Linked DNA regions of Mus musculus: region 1 is linked to region 2. A link is a loop called in an ENCODE intact Hi-C map of the cell type or tissue named here. Cell type or tissue: heart. All regions are shown on one strand. Each heading gives the region's core, and the rest is flanking DNA. Links, peaks and the distances in the headings are about the cores only. Region 1 has its middle 20 kb from the start of Ifnar2. Region 2 has its middle 11 kb from the start of 4932438H23Rik.

Region 1 (8,928 bases), core at 1,952-6,951, 270 kb after region 2:
TCCCACCTTGATACCAGGGACAAAAACACACCCACTGCATTTGGGCCCTGTGCTAAGAATAATTGTCACCAATATTGATTGGCCCTTGGGGACTCGGCTGAATTTAAAAACTGCAGACTGTGAAATCCCAGCTGGGGGTAGCCTCCCTGAGATCGGGGCTTATTTGTGACATGTTCCTATGTTTAAACTTATCTATGAAAACTGTGAAATTAATAACCTCCCGTTGAGTACAATATGGTTACGCGCCCTGCCGCAGCGCACAGCTATTTTTGTTCTTATTGTTTTCGGGCTGGCTCCAGTCCCCACCCTGGAAACTGAACGCGAAGCCTGAGCGTATTTGTTACCTGGTGTCTTACGTTCCCATGGTTTTCGGAGATGGTAGAAAAGCGATGGGGGGGTGGAGGGGTGTAAGGGGCGGGGGGACACGTTGGTTTTCAAGCTGGTTTGGGCCTTAAGCAATCTCACGGACCGATTTCAGCTGTCAGCTCCATTCTGCCTTCTGAGGTGGTTTCAAGCTTGACTGCTTTCATTTGCACTCAAACCAGAGAGGGAAGAGTGCTAATGTAGGCCTCAAAGTTCACACGTGTTGGAGACAAAAGTTCCAAACGTGTGCTGAGATCAGTCACAGCTGAAAGAGAAATGCTAACCCCACCCAGGCTTAAGTCTCTAGGAAGGGTGTTTTAAAGTCACGCGCGCGCGCGCACACACACACACACACACACACACACACACACGCACGCATGCACGCACGCACGCACGCACGCACGCACGCACGCACGCACACACACACACACACAAATGTGCATTTCTGCTGATGAAGCTTCCAAGGAATCCCGGTTGATTCCCTGGCATGATTAAAAACTGCTTGAGACAAATTTTCAATTCTGTTTCCTGCGCTCCCCGAAGTTCTTTGTGAGGGGCTTTGGCGTCAAGGCCAGGTCCTTTCGAAAGCTCTGTTCTCTTCCTCTCCACTCTGGTTCCCCCTCCCTCATGATAATTTTAAAACCCAAACCAACCTCCCTCCCCCCCCCACCCAAAAAAAAAAGTGGTCTGTTTTTAAAGATGTATAAGAAAAAGAAAAGCTGTAAGGTGGACAGTAACCAGCCCTGTGTTTTGCAGCCTCCAACTTTTATTTTCTCTGGCTTATCTCCATGCCAAAAATCTGCAGTGGAGTGCACAGTTAGGTTTGGTTACAAGAATTGCAACCAGATTTTTTTTTAAATACAGCTGCTTAAAAAAAAAAATGGCAGGCTTCTTCTATCCCTCACATGTAAATCACACACATAATCCCCCTTGTATCTTAAAGGGGAAACTCAGTAAGCAAACAAAACATAATGTCCCCATTAGCATTCACCTTTATATTTTATGCTTAAAGAATTCACTTTCCTGCCCAGCTCTTTCAAGTTCTTCTTCACATCTCTTATGGAGATACTCAATACAGCTGCTTTGGTTTCTTGCTAGTTAGTACTTTGAAAGGAGGAATTATTAATATGATTCCTTACTAGTATCGTTGTTGAGCATTTTACCTTACTGGGAAAAGTTTTCAATTAGCAATAATCGCACCTCGGATAAACCTCATTGGCTAAGGTACTGACACTGCCCAAAGCTAAGCAATTTACTTTATTATTGTCTGGGGTTTCTAAGGCAGTGCATCTGTAAGATAAATATGAATCATAACTAATGAACAAGAGCATATGTAGTCTGGGGTTTCTAAGGCAGTGCATCTGTAAGATAAATATGAATCATAACTAATGAACAAGAGCATATGTAGGACTAAGAAATGCAAGTACAACATACACTGTCATTTGTTTTATTGCCCAGATTTTCAAAATAGTCTTTAAAATGTTGACCCCACAAGTTGAGCAAACGTACTTCTATTGAACCAGAGCAGAGCAGAAAGGCAGCCCCAAAGCCTCTGTCTGAGCTTTGACTGAATTTATGTAGTGACCTAATGTGCCCTCCAAAAGTCTGTCTTGCTTTTTACAGAAAATTAGTCCCAAGAAACAAAGATAAAGTGCGTGGCTAGTTGCCTGGGAATAAAGTTGTCGGTGGCCGGGATGTTTTAGGATGGATGTATTTGAAACTGTTTCATCTTGAGACTTGTTAACAGCACAGCGACTCCAGGTAAAAAGAGTGTGTTCTGTCTTGAAGCTTGCTGAGAAAGTGTATCTCAAGAAAACCCCATCCCCCCAAAAAAATTTTCACATAAAAGATAAAATGGTAACTCGTGGGGTGATGTCTTTGTGAATTGGATGGATTTGCTATGTGCACGTGCACATTGCTATACCTGCAGGATATGTAATTTTTGCCAATTATTCTTTGATAAAGAGAAAAAAATTTTTAAATAATGAAAAATAAACAGTTTCAAAACTAAAATGGGGGTGTGGTGGTTTGTGTGTGTGTTGTTTGCTTAGGGGTGTGGTAGGATGCTGTTGTTGTTGTTGTTGTTGATTAGTTTTGTGGTTTTGGCAAGATCTCTCTGTAAATCAGGCTGCCCTGGAGCTCACTGCATAGCCTAGGTTAGCATGGAAGTCAGGGTGTCCCTTTGACAAGGCGACTCGAGTGCTGGGATTACAGCTGTGAGGCACACCCCAGGCCAGAGAAGAACTGTCTGACGCTATGAACACAGTGTTGACTCGTATTTTTTTTCTGCAGAAGTTATTTTCTTACCCTAAAGAAAAAAAAATGGGTCACACTTTTGCTGCAGGGACAACAGGCTGGTGACCTCCACTGCCACCAGTGCCACAGAAGGAGGTCCCCAGATGTCAAAGAGGACACTGGATCCCTAAAGCCAGCTGAAACAGCCTCCCATTGGGGCACCTTGTTTGCAGTCACCTCTTGCTTTAGGTACCACTGGTGTTTGTAGTGTGCCATTGCGGGGGGGGGGGGGGGGGACGGCGTTTGCGGTGACCTCAGTAACATGCAGTGAGTTAAAGCCAGAGTCGCTGAGGGGAGCTAGGGCCGGAACTGGAGGCAGGGATCTGGAGCGGGAGCTGATGCAGAGGCCGTGGAGGGTGCTGCTTGCTGGCTTGCTTCCTGTCGCTTTCTTAGCCTGCTTTCCTATAGAACCCAGGACCGCCTGCATAGGGCTACAGCACCCACAATGAGCTGTGCCCTCCCACATTGATCACTAGTTAAGAAAATACCCCACAGACTCATTCATAGGTCCATGTGGCAGAGGTGTTGTCTGAGGTGCCCTCTTCCCAGTTGACTCCAGCTGGTGTCAAGCTGACCAAAACCTAACAAGTACGTCGGAGTAAATACCCCATAAAAGAGGTGGAGCTCAGATTCTGCTCATGTCTATACAGTTGTACTGTCAGTTCCTAGTGGGGTTCACTGTGTGAATAGCAGAGGTCTCAGGGCCTTAGGGCCATTTCTATCACCAGGCCTGCTACCTGGGGGCCCCTTCCAAAGCCCGTATGCTACCTTATGTGTGAGTAGTTACACAGAGATTTTAACTATTTTGACTTGACCTACACTTTAAGGACAACAATATAGTGTTTCATACCATCCATAGTGGTGACTTTTCCCTCGTTCAAATGTGTGAAAATATATAGATTACCCATTTAATCACAAATATATTAAAATTCTAATAAGTGTGGCTTGAACCTGGCTTGTAATTGAGACTTAGAGGCAAGAAGTTCAACAACTTAATTATTTTGAAATATCACCAGTGTGTCAGATGATCCACTCTGTTTCCAAGTTGTTTGGTTGGTGTGTGTGTGTGTGAGAGAGAGAGAGAGATCGACAGAGAGACAGACAGAGACAGAGAGAGAGAGAGAGAGAGAGAGAGAGAGAGAGAGAGAGAGAGAGAGAGAGAATTTAGGATCAGAATAAACTGTCACGGTAGGGAAATTTTATGTGTGCAGAAAATGTATGCACCAGGACTCCTATGTCTAGCTTTGCCTCTGCTGGGAACCTGTCGTATGACTTTGTGCAAGGGTGTTTCATTTGTGCCTTTTAATCTCTGTGTCTCGCTCCGCTCCACCATCACCTGTTGCAGACACAACAAGTCAACATCCTCCCGGCAGGTTTTCTGGCTTCCACCCTTTTCCTTGAGAAATGGCGCCACCTTCTGGCTATAGAGGTCATAACATCTGCCCATGGAAAAATCTAACATCGCAGTAGCTTTTGTCTACATGACACAAGACAACCATTGAGAAGAGGGAACCCCAACTGAGGAATTGTTTGCATCATACTGGTCTGCAGACAAGTCTATAGGAACATTTCTAAAACTTTAATCGATAACTGATATGGGAGGGTCAAGTGAGTGATAGCTGACCACCCCTGGGCTGGTGGTCCTGGGTTGTGTAAGAAAGCAGACTGAGCAAGCCAGTAAGCTCCACCATGGCTTATGCCATGTTCCTGACCCCAGCTTCATCCCTGCCTCGAGCATCTGCCTTGGGAACCCCCGATGATGGGGTGTATCCTATAAACCAAATAAACATTCCCTCACCAAGTTACTTCTGCTGGCGCTGTTAATTATGGCCACAGAACCAGTCCAAAGCTACACAAAATTGTTTTATTAAAATATTACAGCATTCCTTGGGAGTGACTTTCCACGCTTTACAATAATAGAAACCTGGCACACAGGCCCAGACTGAGTAGAGCTGACTCAAGCTTGCACACGCCTCCTGTAGATAGATGTCCCTCCTCCACAGACAGGACAGGAGCAGCCAAAACGGCCAGGGCTTTGCTCTGAAGTAAGATCTACGCACTGAAAACAGCCTTATCTTTGCCAGCCATGCTCAGCAGCCACACCCTGAGTCACTGGCTAATGCTGTATGATGTAAGGGTTTGTAACTAGGTGCCGCTGAAATGGAGGGATGACTCCTTCTGCACAGAGAACACATATAACTCCCCCTTCAATGATACCCCAAACTCATAGACCTGGTTGGTTAGGAAAGGAAGCACATGGGCTCCGTGGGGGAAATGACATCGTTTCCCGCTCATCAGTGAGGAAAGAAGGCAGCAAGCATCTCTTGTCCGTGTTGGAGGGGCTTAGGAGGTCTGTTTCACATTCATGACCACACACACTTAGGTAACCTGGGAAAGAAATGGGGGCTTCTGTTCTTTGATTCCTCCATTCCATTTTACATAATTCTGGAACGTAAATAACACACACATACACATGCACACGCACGCATGCATGCACGCACATATGAAGAAAGCATGGTGCTGGACCCAGCATGCTGCTGTAGCAACCTGCCAAGCAAGACGTGCTCACTGCTGCGATAACAGCAAGCCTCTAATGTGGGAGCCAACTACTCCCTGAGTGCACTTAAGGCCTGTTTCACAGAATGGAATCCCATGTCTGTTACTGTAATGCTGGCCAGAGGTCCAGGGCTAGAGAGGTCATAGAGTGGAGCCTAGTATTGTTATTTTACTAAATGTTCATATTGTAAGATCACCTTCTGAATATTTATGTTTATAGCCATACACTCGATAATGCTCTCCACCTTGGTCAGAGAAACTTCTTTTTGCAGCAGCAGTCAATGGAGAAATGCAGGATGGCTCCAAGTACTGAGAATAATCAACTGGGTGTTTAGCCTTAAATGAGATCCTTAGACCCACACCCCCTACACACACCAGGGTTCGGGGAACATCTCAAAAGAGAAGCTAGAAAGACCGCAAGAGCTGGAGGTGGAGGAGAAGAACTGTGAAATGCTGTCATCTAGCCCTGGCACGGCTGTCAGACTCATGAACTCGTAGCAGCTGCAGGTGCCTGTTACAGGACCTGTGTAAGAGCAAGACAGCCACAATTCCAGCACAGGTGGGTGTCATGGATACAGTTTCTATTGCAGCGATGAAACAGTGTGACCCAGGGGACTTAAGGAGGGAAGGTTTGCCTGGCTGAACTATCCCATTGAACATATGCTTTAGTGTAAACATATAGGGGGGGGGGGCTAATTTTATATCAGCTTGAGAGTAATTTTGTAGGAGGAAACCTCAACTGAGAAAAGGTCCCCACCAGATTGACCTGGAGGCAAGCCTGTGGTGCATCTTCTTGGTTGATGATAGATGTGAGTGGTTCAGGGGCAGTGCCACGCCAGACCAGTCATCCTATAACATATAAGAAAGCAGGCTGAACAAGCTACAAGGAGCAAGCCAGTAAGCAGCACCCACCATGGCCTCCACACCAGCTCCTGCCTTGTGTGAGATCCTGTCTTGACTTTGCTTAGGAATGGACTGTAATGTGGAACTGAAAGCTAAAACAAACCCTGTCTCCCCAGGTTGCTGTTCTTCATGGTTTTATTACAGCAATAGAAACCCTGAGGGGTGTGTGTGTGTGTGTGTGTGTGTGTGTGTGTGTGTGTGTCTTTATATATGTATGTATGTATATATGTGTGTGTATATATACGCGCACACATACATACATATACATATATATTCATTCTACACACATAAAACAGGGACTTCATAAATTTAGAGTGTAGACACATCAGAGACAATAGCTAAGTTATTCTGGGACAAAGCTCTCTCAGAGAGACTGCTCACAATGGGGAAGTGCTGGAGACCTTTGTAGAGACAGGAAAAGACCAGCTTGAACAAGGCTCCAGGATGACTTGACTCTTTGAGGAAGGAGAAGTTAAGATATTACATGTGAACCACAAGTCAGGTGCCAGAGGACAAAAATAATAACGTTGCATAAGCCCCGAGATGAGGCTCTGTGCATTAAGTGTTTGCCTGGCAAGTGTGAACCTTGCCTTCAATCCCCAGCTCCACACAGACCAAGAGTGGCGGGTGGCACACTGCTGCAATCCCAGCACTCAGTAGGTGAGTCAGGAGGATCCGAAGTTTAAGGCCAGTTTGGCTACATAGATACCTGCAGGCCATTCCAGGCTACATGGGACATGTCTCAAAATGATGGTGCTGGTGGCAATTATGACAACACCGTGACGATATATTGCATGGAGTGATCAATGTCTGAATTGCAAGCATTTTTATACTCACAGAGAAACGTTGCTCAAGGCTGGACAATGGCTAAATGGCAGCTAATTCCAGATCTCGGGAAGAAACTTTTCGCCATGGTTAGCCTGTTGTGCACATCATCAGAAGTGGTGTGTCAGCTCTGTGGTCTCTCAGAAGCGGAGACGGAATGAGAAGAAAGAAGGGAAGAGAGACTCCCTGGTCACACCACAGCAACCACCACGGGTAAAACAGAGGAGAAAGCAGAACCATCTACAGGGAACACGGAGAGGGCAGCAGCAAGCCCTCTTCAGAGACGGCGAAGCCGGCCCTGACCACAACGGGAAGTCCCTTCTCAGGCCCAGTAACGGTGGTATTCAGTTTGCATGGCCTGCTGAGAAGCCACCCATGTGTCTCTACACCACTGGCCATTTCTCTTCCTTCTTTCCTTCGCCTCCATCTTGCAGTGTCTAACCTGTAGAGGGCTAGGACAACAGAGCATCGATGTAGTTACTGTCGTACGTAAAATAAGGGCTAAGAAGCTGCGGCCACACACTGAGTGGTTCTGGTGTCAGGATCAAAATCTGCCAAGCACCATTCTCAGTGGGGTGCCCTCAGAAGGGGCTTCCACATTTGAGACCACAGATTCACCCTGCTACACATTTCCTTGAAAGCAGACGAGGTGTTTAACTGGATCTGCCACACCGCCTCCAGTAGAATCTGTGCGACAAGTTACACAGACTGAGGCGATTGACCTCAAAAAAGGGAGGCTTCCTGAAACCGGCTGTGGAACTCTTCTCTGGAGAAAAAAATATTGAGCCATAGTTCTCATGGCAATATCTCTGTTTTATTTTCTCTTATTCCTTCTCTTATTTACATGTTCCTGGTAGCCTAGGCTAAGATCTTAAGCGAGAATAGTGGGTAAGAAACCATCCCTAGAGATGGGGTCACTAACATTACCTTATCCCCAGGGAAACCAACACTTTACTTTCAAAATCATTTACAAAGCTATTACAATAGATAAAAACTTTCCCAACAGCCAGGCGTGATGGCACACACCTTCAATCCCAGCACTCAGGAGGCAGAGGCAGGCAGATTTCTGAGTTCGAGGCCAGCCTGGTCTACAAAGTGAGTTCCAGGACAGCCAGGGCTATACAGAGAAACCCTGTCTCGAAAAAGCAAAAACAAAAACAAAAAACCTTTCCCAACAATAAAATTTCATATGGCTACACGTGTGTCATCGGAGGTGGATTTTGGTATATGGTAAAGAAAGCCTTAATTAGAAAGAATTAAAATAGTTGATTTATAAGAAAATCGGGCACTAGATGTTAAATAATAATTGACCATGGGGCTGGAGAGTTAGTTCAGTGGTTAAGAGCACTGACTGTTAAAGATTTATTAACCTGCTCCTGGAAATATGCCACTAGCCTTGGACGACAGTCCCCACTGAATACATCCTTTTAGAATTGTTATATTTTGATGATTTATAATGATGTTACCTGTTCTGTTTGTGATTCACTGAATACATAGTTTCAAAGTTGTAATGCTTGGATAATTTTTGTGCTTTACTGTGCCAAATGATTTTTGTTGGTATCTGTGATTGTCTCACTGGATATAGTTTCTAAGAGATGTAATGTTTGGTTTTTTTAATGTATAAAACCCCCTGCTTGAGAGCTGCAGAATACACAGATTCAAACTGCCTCTGTGTTTGTTTCTGTTTGTCACCACCAAATCCTTACCCACCTAGCTTCAAGGACCCTCATTCCAGGGACCCCCCGTACCCGACTGGGGTGGTCCGTGGATTGAAAACCTCCAGCATCCTTTCAGTCCATTAAGACCTTGCATAGTCAGAGTCATCACTCTGTTTGGATGTAGCACATAGTAGGTGCGCAAGGAAAAGTGTAGTTGAGAAAGGTCTGTGAGCTCTAGCCCCACTGTCACATCCCTCACGTGGCATGACGACCTTCTCAAATTCATGTTCAGTGTGACAGCTGTGGAGTTAATGAGAGCTGCAGATCA
Region 2 (8,928 bases), core at 2,534-7,533:
AAAATAGCAAACCCTGGAGGACATTTCCTGCAAGTGTCATTGTTTTTATGACTTATCCAAGGTGGCGATTTTACACCTGCAGGCAGCAAGTGTCATTGTTTTTACGACTAGTAGTCATTTTCCACACACAGGCAAGCCTCCAGGCTTTAGGTGGCTGAAAGAGCTCAGCACTGTTGTTCAGTGACTCACTGGAGGTGGGATCCAGGGTCAGCATCCACAGGACCCAGACACCCTGACCCTTCCACATGTGAAATGGCAGTTGCAAAAGCAGGAGCTGCTGCAACCTTTTGGAACTGGCTGGTAAAGTCAAGAGGAAGTTGATGTCCTGTTGAGGAAAGAGCGCCATCAGGTGGCAAAACTGCCGAGGAAACCACATCCTCCTTGTAAAAGAAGATGCCTCCGCAGAAGTGTCATCTGCTATGGAAGAGGAGCAACAACCCCAAGCTGCTGTCACTCAGGAAAATACGAAGACAAAGTACTATGGAATTAAAGCACGAAATTTCAAAAACTACAACGTCCATGAAAACTCATGAAAGACGAATGACCAGTCAAGGAGCCGGGAGGCCGGGAGGCAGGGAGGCAGCTCTGGTGAGAGTTATACACGCAGGAGAATCTGAGTTTGATACCCTGTGCCTGTGTATAAAGGCAAGCGTGGGCCTGGTGTGTGGGCTCACGAGGCAAAGGCATGTAGATCTTAGTGAGTTCAAGGCCACCCTGGTCTACTTAGTGAGTCCTAGGTCCGCCAGGGGTATACCATGAGACCCCGCCTTCTCCCTGATCAACTGGTATTTCCTGGCTACCCACAAAGCAACGTACATCTCTGCTTATGAAAGCAGAGACAAGAACCCAGTCCTATACACTGTCGGTGGAGACTTAGGAGTTAGTAGAATATGCATACATAGATAAAATGATTAAACTAAATCACCCATTAGTTGCAGATGGGTGATTTTTACTTTTGTTTTTGAGATAGGGTCTCTCTAGGTAATCTCAACTGGCTTCAAACACACAGAGATCTGCCTGCCCTGCCTCTGAATCCTGAGTGTCGGAGTAAAGGCACACACCACGTGCCCAGCTTGAGTTCTGATAGAAGGGAATGTGGACCCTTAACTTGTCAGTTATATTTTCTCTGATGTTTTTCTTCTCTGCATCCTCTAACGTGGGACATCATTTTCTCCCCTTGGTTCCTAGAATTATTGAACGTTTTAGACAATGTCCACCACCCTAAGGATCCCCACCCACTGCAGCCAGGGTAGACTTACTATCACAGGTCAGCTTCTCTTACTGATGAAATGACAGAACCCCACAGGACTTGCTAAGAGTCGGGTACGAATTTAAGCACTTCACGTATGCTGTTTGTGAATTTCTCTCAAATACTTGTTGTCTTAGGGTTTTTATCACTATGATGAAACACCACAACCAAAAAGCAAGTTGGGGTGAAGAATAAAAATTTTTACTGAACTCTTCTTCACCCCAGAGCCCCGACCCCTCCCATCTAGAGGTTGTTCTCGGAACACTCCTAAACTTTTCACCCCAAAACTCCTCACCCTAAAGTTCGAAAAAACTGTTCCAAGAACATTTTTGAGATAAAGGCCTCCTGGAACAACCTCAAAATGAACCGGGTACATTGCCAAATGATAGGACATGACTCCTTAGTTACGTAGATTCCTTGATAGGACATGACTCCTTAGTTACGTAGATTCCTTTGGCAGAACTCCATAGTGATGTAAACTTGTACTTTCCCTGCCCAGTTCTCCCCACTTTGAGTTTTACTATATAAGCCTGTGAAAAATTTTGGCTGGTCGTCGATTCTCCTCTACACCACTAGGTGCCACTAGGTGTATGAGTTTCGACCCCAGAGCTCTGTGCTTTCATGTTGCTGCTTTATTTCGACCCCAGAGCTCTGGTCTGTGTGCTTTCATGTTGCTACTTTATTAAATCTTGCCTTCTACATTTTATGTATGGTCTCAGTGTCTTCTTGGGTACGCGGCTGTCCCGGGACTTGAGTGTCTGAGTGAGGGTCTCCCTTCGGGGGTCTTTCAGGGGAGGAAAGGGTTTATTCAGTTTACACTTTCACATTGCTGTCCATCACTGAAGAAAGTCAGGACAGGACTCAAAGAGAGCAGGAACCTGGGGGCAGGAGCTGCTGCAGAGGCCATTAAGGGGTGTTGCTTACTGGCTTGCTCAGCTTGCTTTTTTATAGAACTCAGGACCACCAGCCCAGGGATGGCTCTGCCCACAATGGTCTGGGCCCTCCCCCTTCATTAAGATAAAGCCCTACAGCTGGATCGTATGGAGGCATTTTTCTCAATTGAAGTTCCCTCCTTTTAAGATGGCTCTAGCTTGTGTCAAGTTGATAGAAAACTAGCCATGACACCTACCATTATTATTTTTAATTTCTAGCACTGGAAACCAAAGAACTGATAGTAATTGGTTCAAATTCACGAAGCGAATCAGCTGTGTAGCCGAGGTTGGACCCAGGTTGTGCGGCCACCGTGTCCTTCCATTCTGTGAAGTTTGACAGATGGATTTTATATTTTCCAACACAGTTTTAAAGTTTGATTTTTTGTATTTTATTTTTAATCTTTTTGTAGCTAATTATGATTTAGGTATGCTTAACGAGCCATCCTAGTAGGAATATGGAAGACACTGGTTCTGAGGGTGGTTTGAACTGTACAGACCTGGCCCAAGAGGTTTCAGAAGAGAAGAGTTTCAGTTTGAAATTCTAGAGTCTGTTTTTGTGGTATTTTGGTGAAGAATATGGCTGCTTTTTGCCCTTGTCTTAAGAGTCTACCTGAGGCTAAGGTAAAGAGATTTATATTAATTGCATTGACAAAGGAAGTCTCAGAGAAGCCCAGAAGAGACTTTGTTCTATGGTTTAGTCTCACAAAGAGCATTCTGACCCAGCATAGCAAGCTTATAAAGAAAAAATACAAAATGTATTGTTCAAGTAATAATAATGGGGCACACGGAAGTAGAGCTGTGTTCAAGGAGAAGAAGAGAGTTAGGGAGCAGTGATCTCAGAGCAAGAGCCCACCCAGCTAAGCTTATTGTTTGTATTTGCAGTTGAACAAGGAAGAGTTTGGATTTTTAATCTGGAATGAACTACAATTCAGAAGAATAGAGGGCATCCCTGTGAATCCAGATCTTGAGGAACAGTAGACAACAGAAGCTTAGGCCCAGGCGAGGTGGTACACACCTTTAATCCCAGCATTCAGGAGACAACGCCAAGCAGATCTCTGAGATCAAGGCCACCCTGCAACAGAGCAAGCCCTAGGTGAAGAAAAAGCTTAAAATCCAGGCCTGGTGGTACACACCTTTAATCAGGACACGAAGCAGTGCAGATCTCTGAAGTCAAGGCCAAGTTCCAGGACAGCCAAGCTAAGGCAGTGAAGGAGTTGGAAAACAGAAAGCTAGTGACAGTGTAATAGAACAAGGGGGACATGCTCCCATCCTAGCACGCAGCAGGACTCGGCAGCTTCAGCTGCATAGCTCTGGCTTTAGATTAAATACAAAAGTCAGGACAATTGATGCTGGTTAGCTGGACCTAAGAAATTGTCGGTGATTAAGAAGAAACCACTGAGGTGAAGTCTTCTGGGAAGTGCGTTCTGAGAGCACAGAGAAACTGTGATCCAGAGATGGCCAAGGTTGTATCTCATGCTGCGGCTGGACTTGGTCATGTGTAAGAGTCACCCAGGTGGTGCTGGTTTAGAAGGCATGAAGGGGTCACGCAGAGCAGCTGAGGCTCGGCACTGTAAGAGGCTATGGAAGGCCATTGGTGAGGGTGCAGCCTCAGTTGCAGTTGACAGCCCAGGACTGAAGGGGTCATGCAAAGGAGTTGAGTCTTGGCACCATGAAGAGAGCCTATTGGTGAAGCCTAGTTTCAGTGGAAGACCCCAGCATATTGGCAATGCTAGTGTCATGGGATGATCACTAAGAACAGCAGCGACAATGGAGTGGAGTCAACCAGAGCCTAGAAGGCTACAGAGGGCAGGGCTGGAGAAGTGAAGCAGGCCCTTTGGAGGAACCCAGAAGATCATGTGTGGATCCCAGACACTGGAACAAGAAGCTGTAAAGTTGAAGTTGCCTCGGAGACCCCAAGATGTTCAAGATGCCAGAGCCTGATGAGCTGGCTACCTGCTGAGGAAAGCTGCTAACAGCGAGTGGAAACAGCCCAAGGGAAAGAAGTGTGCTGCAGTCAACACAGATGAAAAAGAAGTTGGAGATGTGAAGGCCGCTTTGACATCAGACAGGGAGAGGCAGAACTGGAGTTTGCCAGGCTGTTTTGTTTGGTCTTGATTGGTCCAGTATTTCCTCACTATGATGTTTTGGAATGGCAATGTATATCCTGAATGATGTTGGAGGTATGTGATTTGCCGTTTGATTTTGACTTTATAGGGGATTACAGTTAAGTGATTGACTCTCAGGACAGATTTGAACTTTGGACTTTTAGCATTGTTGAGACCACTATAGACTGTAGGGACTTTTGAAGTTGGACTAAATGTACTTTGCACTATGGAATGTTTAGGTATGGCCCCATAGAGTCGTGTATTTTAACAAGCCTATGGGGGTTAGGGAGTGGAATGGGTGGTATGAATATGCTTGGCCCAGGGAGTGGCACTATTAGGAGGTGTGGCCTTGTTGGAGTGGGTGTGGCCTTGTTGAAGGAAGTGTGTCATTGTGTGTGTGTGTGTGTGTGTGTGTGTATGTGTGTGTTGGGGGGTGAGCTTTGAGACCCTTCTCCTAGCCACGTGAGAGCCAGTCTTCTCCTGTTTGCTTTTGGAACAAGATGTAGAACTCTCAGCTCCTGCACCATGCCTGCCTAGACGCTGCCATGCTCCTGCCTTGATGATAACGGATTGACCCTCTGAACCTGTAAGCCAGTCCCAATTACATGTTGCCTAAGAGTTGCCTTGGCCATGGTGTCTTTTCACAGTGAAGCCCTAATGAAGACGCCCAGTTAAAGCATTCCACTGCTTTCCAAAGTCCCCAAATGCACATTTCCTCCAATAAACAGTTGGCCTGTCACGCAATACCCCAGTCCCTGGTACCAACTTCTGTCTTAGTTGGGGTTTTATTGCTGTGAAGAGACACCATGACCAAGGCAACTCTTATAAGGGACAACATTTAATTGAGGCTGGCTTACAGGTTTGGAGGTTCAGTCCATTATCATCATGGCAGGAAGCCTGGCAGTGTGCAGGCAGACATGATGCTGGAGGAGCCAAGAGTTCTACATCTTGGTCCTAAGGCAATCAAAAGGAGACTGGCTTCTCTGCCTAGCTTAGGTTTTAAAAAATTCTCATAGGAGATTAGTCCAGTTACAATTTCTTAGGTTCATTGAGATGAAAGCTTTGAAGTAGAAAGAAGATATGCCTTTCCTAGAAAAGCCCAAATGTAATTCAGAGAGAGAGAGCGCGAGAGAGAGAGCAAGCGAGAGAGAGAGAGAGAGAGAGAGAGAGAGAGAGAGAGAGAGAGAGAGAGAGAGAGAGAGAGAGAGAGATATCAGCCTCGAGAATAGAAGTAGTCGAAGTGCTGCTTTCTCCCACTAGATGGCAGTATTTCTCTGCGAACCAAACCTGCCCGTGCAGGCTCCCTGGCAAAATGGCAGGCAGGCTCTCTAGAAAGAGATGCAGGGCACCTGACAGATGCTTCCACCCAAGAAGCCAAATGAGAAACTGTGTTGGTCCCCGAGCCTCGTGACTGAGATACAACTAGGGAAGCTGAGAGTGGCCATAAGTAGAGGATAAAATTTTAAACGAGAGTAACTCAGTGAACGTTCCTGGGAGCAGGTGCCCTTCGGAGGGAAGGTGCCTTCTAACTTCCTAAGAAGGAAAGAAAGTGGTGCTTTCATTCCTTCTTTCTTCATGCATTCACCTTGAACAGTCTGGAATGTGATGGACATGCATCGTTGTTGCAGGTTTGAGAGAGATTTAGTGAGGACTCACTGTTCACCTCTCAGTGGTCTTACTGCCATCTAGCCTCTCCTTTAAACACACAAATGGAGGAGAGGAAGAATCGAGTTTTGCACAGCATCCCTTTGGCAAGGCCACCTTCATCACTCAGAATCTATGGAGACAGCACTACTTTCCGAAGAGTGCTGGGATCTTGCTGTGTATGTGTGTGTATACATATACATATACACACATACATACATAGGTGGTCTCACTGTGTGACACTGGCTGTCACCATATAGACCACCAGGCTGGCCTGAAACCTAGAGATCTGCCCACCTCTGCTTCCAAGTGTTGGAACTACAGGCGCCTGCCACCACAGCCAGCCAATGTATAATCATCCTATCACAACAAAAATGGCATTTAGAAGTGAAAATGTTAGGCTGGGCGTGTTGGCAAACACCTTTAACCCCAGCATTCGGGAGGCAGAAGCAGGCAGATTTCTGAGTTCGAGGCCAGCCTGGTCTACAAAGTGAGTTCCAGGACAGCCAGGGCTACACAGAGAAACCCTGTCTCAAAAAACCAAAAAAAAAAGTGAAACTGTTTCATGTGGTTGTTAGTTTTCTGAATTAATCCATAACATTGTTGTCTGTTTCATTATTTTCATTTATTACTCTGATAATCTACGGTTATTGGAAAAGTATGAAAAATATAACTTCCAATTCCATGTCCCAGATACAACTACTAACTAACATTTTAGCACTATTTTTTTCTCAGTATGAAAAATTAGTCATAATTATTAGTTAGTTATCAGGAACATTTCTGCTTCATCAATAACTGTATTCAAATCAGTAAGCCCTGGAGTGAAACTGCCTGGTTTGATTTCTGTCTCTAACATTGAACTTGGTTTTGTTTTTTTTTGTTTTTTTGTTTTTTTGTTTTTTTTTTTTTGGAGACAGGGTTTCTCTGTATCTCGAACTTGGTTCTTTTGCTTGCTTTATATCACAAAGTCTGCCTGTGTAGCCCAGGCTGGCTTCAAATTCCTGATCCTCCTGCCTCAGCTGCCCAAGAGCATGCTTCTTTTATCTGTACAGCAGAAGTACAGTAATAAACCCCTACCTCATAGCCATAGGGAGCTCACATCTCCTATGTGTCTGCTACAATGCCAAGCACATAGGAAATGCCTTGGAGGTGTGGCTCCATGATAAAACCCTGTTTAGCATTCACAAGACCTGAGGTTCGAGATCCCCAGCACCACAGAGAGAAAAAAAAAAAAGCCCCACAGATATTAGTTTTTCTGTTGTCATCCTATCAATCAAACACTTCCCCCTACTATGAACTCATTTGTTCTCACAGAATTTGGAAAATATGAAGAAATAAAGCCAAGAGAACATGGGGGCTGGAGAGATGCCTCTGTGGATGAATTGGTTACTGTGTAGGAAGGAGGACTTGAATTCAGACTCCCAGCACCCACCTAAAAGCTGGCATAACAGCCGGAGCCAGTACTGAGGGGCAGAGGCGGGAGGGCCCTGCTGGGTCTCAAGTCAGCACACTGCTTTGGGTTCAGTGAAAAGACCTCTTTCAAAAGATGATGTGGAGATGCAAATAAGGGAAGACGTTCTGACATCAACCTCTGGCCAGAACAAGGGAGTGTGTTAAATAATAATCTAAGAAGTCAGTCTGGGCACAGTGCTGCATGCCTACAAACCCAGCCCCTTGACAGGCAGAGGCGGGGGGGGGGGGCATGAGCTTGAGGTCCATGTGTACGATGTAGTGAGTCCTCATCTCAGAAACTACACAGCAGTAAACAACATCCAAACACAACCACGTGCAATGTCACTACCGAAGAGGACGTCACAACCCAGAAATGGTCTGATTTGGGAGTAATGCTTTTTAAAAATTGAACTATGTGGGGTCGTGCGACATAGCTTTTTAAAAAGGATTGGTTACACACACACACACACACACACACACACACACACACACAAACATACTGTTGTTGTCTTCAGACATACCAGAAGAGGGCATCAGATCCCATTACAGATGGTTGTGAGCCACCATGTGGTTGCTGAGAATTGAACTTAGGACCTCTGGAAGAGCAGCCAGTGCTCTTAACCTCTGAACCATCTCTCTAGCCCATCGCTATATGTTAAAACGTGATTTTTATCAACCAAAAGATAATTAATTGCATGAATATTTTGTAATTTTTTTCCTCACCAGATTTTTAACAGAAAATGACATTTGGGGTCCTCAGGAGGGTCCCCATCAATTCACATAAATAAGAGGACTTTGTAATTGGGACGGATGGGTACAGAAGGTGAAGCTAATAATTAAGAAGTTAAATAAACAAGGATGGGTGGTCAGGAGCACGAAGACTGTGGGGGAAATGATGGCCGTGTTCTAGGAGAGGCTATGGTGTGGGCAGTTCCAGGCACATCCCTCTGAAAAGCCATTTCCACTCCAGCTCTGTGAGAGCTGCAGTTACTCAGAAGGAACGAGAAGTCCCTCCGTCTGCTGCATGCTTGTGGTCGCTTCGAATTTTCCCATTTCCTCTCTGTGCCTTAGCTGTACCAGTTAGGAAATCCTAGAGAAGCAACTGGTTTTAGTTCACAGCAAGGAGGGGCCACTGCCCCAGGAGATGGATCTGGGGTCTGGTGCTCCCCAGTACCCACCAGGCAAACCCCAGCAGTCCCAGTCCTGAACCTAAGCCTCAGGGACAAAAACTGAAGGCCAAAGGGCTTGGCACTAACTCCTGGAGGGCCCTGGGGATGCGGTTAGACTTGGTTTAAGAGTGAGTGAGTAGCTACGTCCCATCCCTGTCCCCATGATTTTGCGGTTGAGCCATAACTGCAGGCAGCCAGAGCTTATGTAAGAGAAAAGGCTTGACTGGCTAACAGAAGGACAGGTAGTCAGACAGGAAGGTATTTAGGCACGTGCATACCCGATCAAAGATCTGTCAGGAGTAGGGGAGATGGGTCTAGCAGCGAGGCAAATTATCACCTCGTTTACCTATTGCATGTTCTTCAGCGCCTTCACAGCT

The links. Peaks named below come from ENCODE experiments on the same cell type or tissue, not always from the same donor. Only the 100,000 strongest peaks of a DNase experiment are listed, where the experiment ranks them.
Region 1: a loop joins it to region 2, with 10 times the contacts of the local background. A loop is called at or near these places in 40 of 42 quality-filtered maps.

The regions. Positions count from the first base shown.
Region 1 is chr16:91,348,177-91,357,104 of GRCm38, forward strand. It overlaps the pseudogene Gm24695. Among named protein-coding and RNA genes, the nearest start is that of Ifnar2, 20 kb to the right of the region's middle. In heart, for the core only: a CTCF peak has its summit at 4,097 (motif pointing left); DNase peaks (open chromatin) are centred at 4,076, 4,196, 4,793 and 6,674; H3K27ac peaks cover 1,707 bases; H3K27me3 peaks cover 3,116 bases.
Region 2 is chr16:91,076,101-91,085,028 of GRCm38, forward strand. It overlaps a transcript of 4932438H23Rik not described here. Among named protein-coding and RNA genes, the nearest start is that of 4932438H23Rik, 11 kb to the left of the region's middle. In heart, for the core only: a CTCF peak has its summit at 5,551 (motif pointing right); no DNase peak of the experiment used is centred there; H3K27me3 peaks cover 445 bases.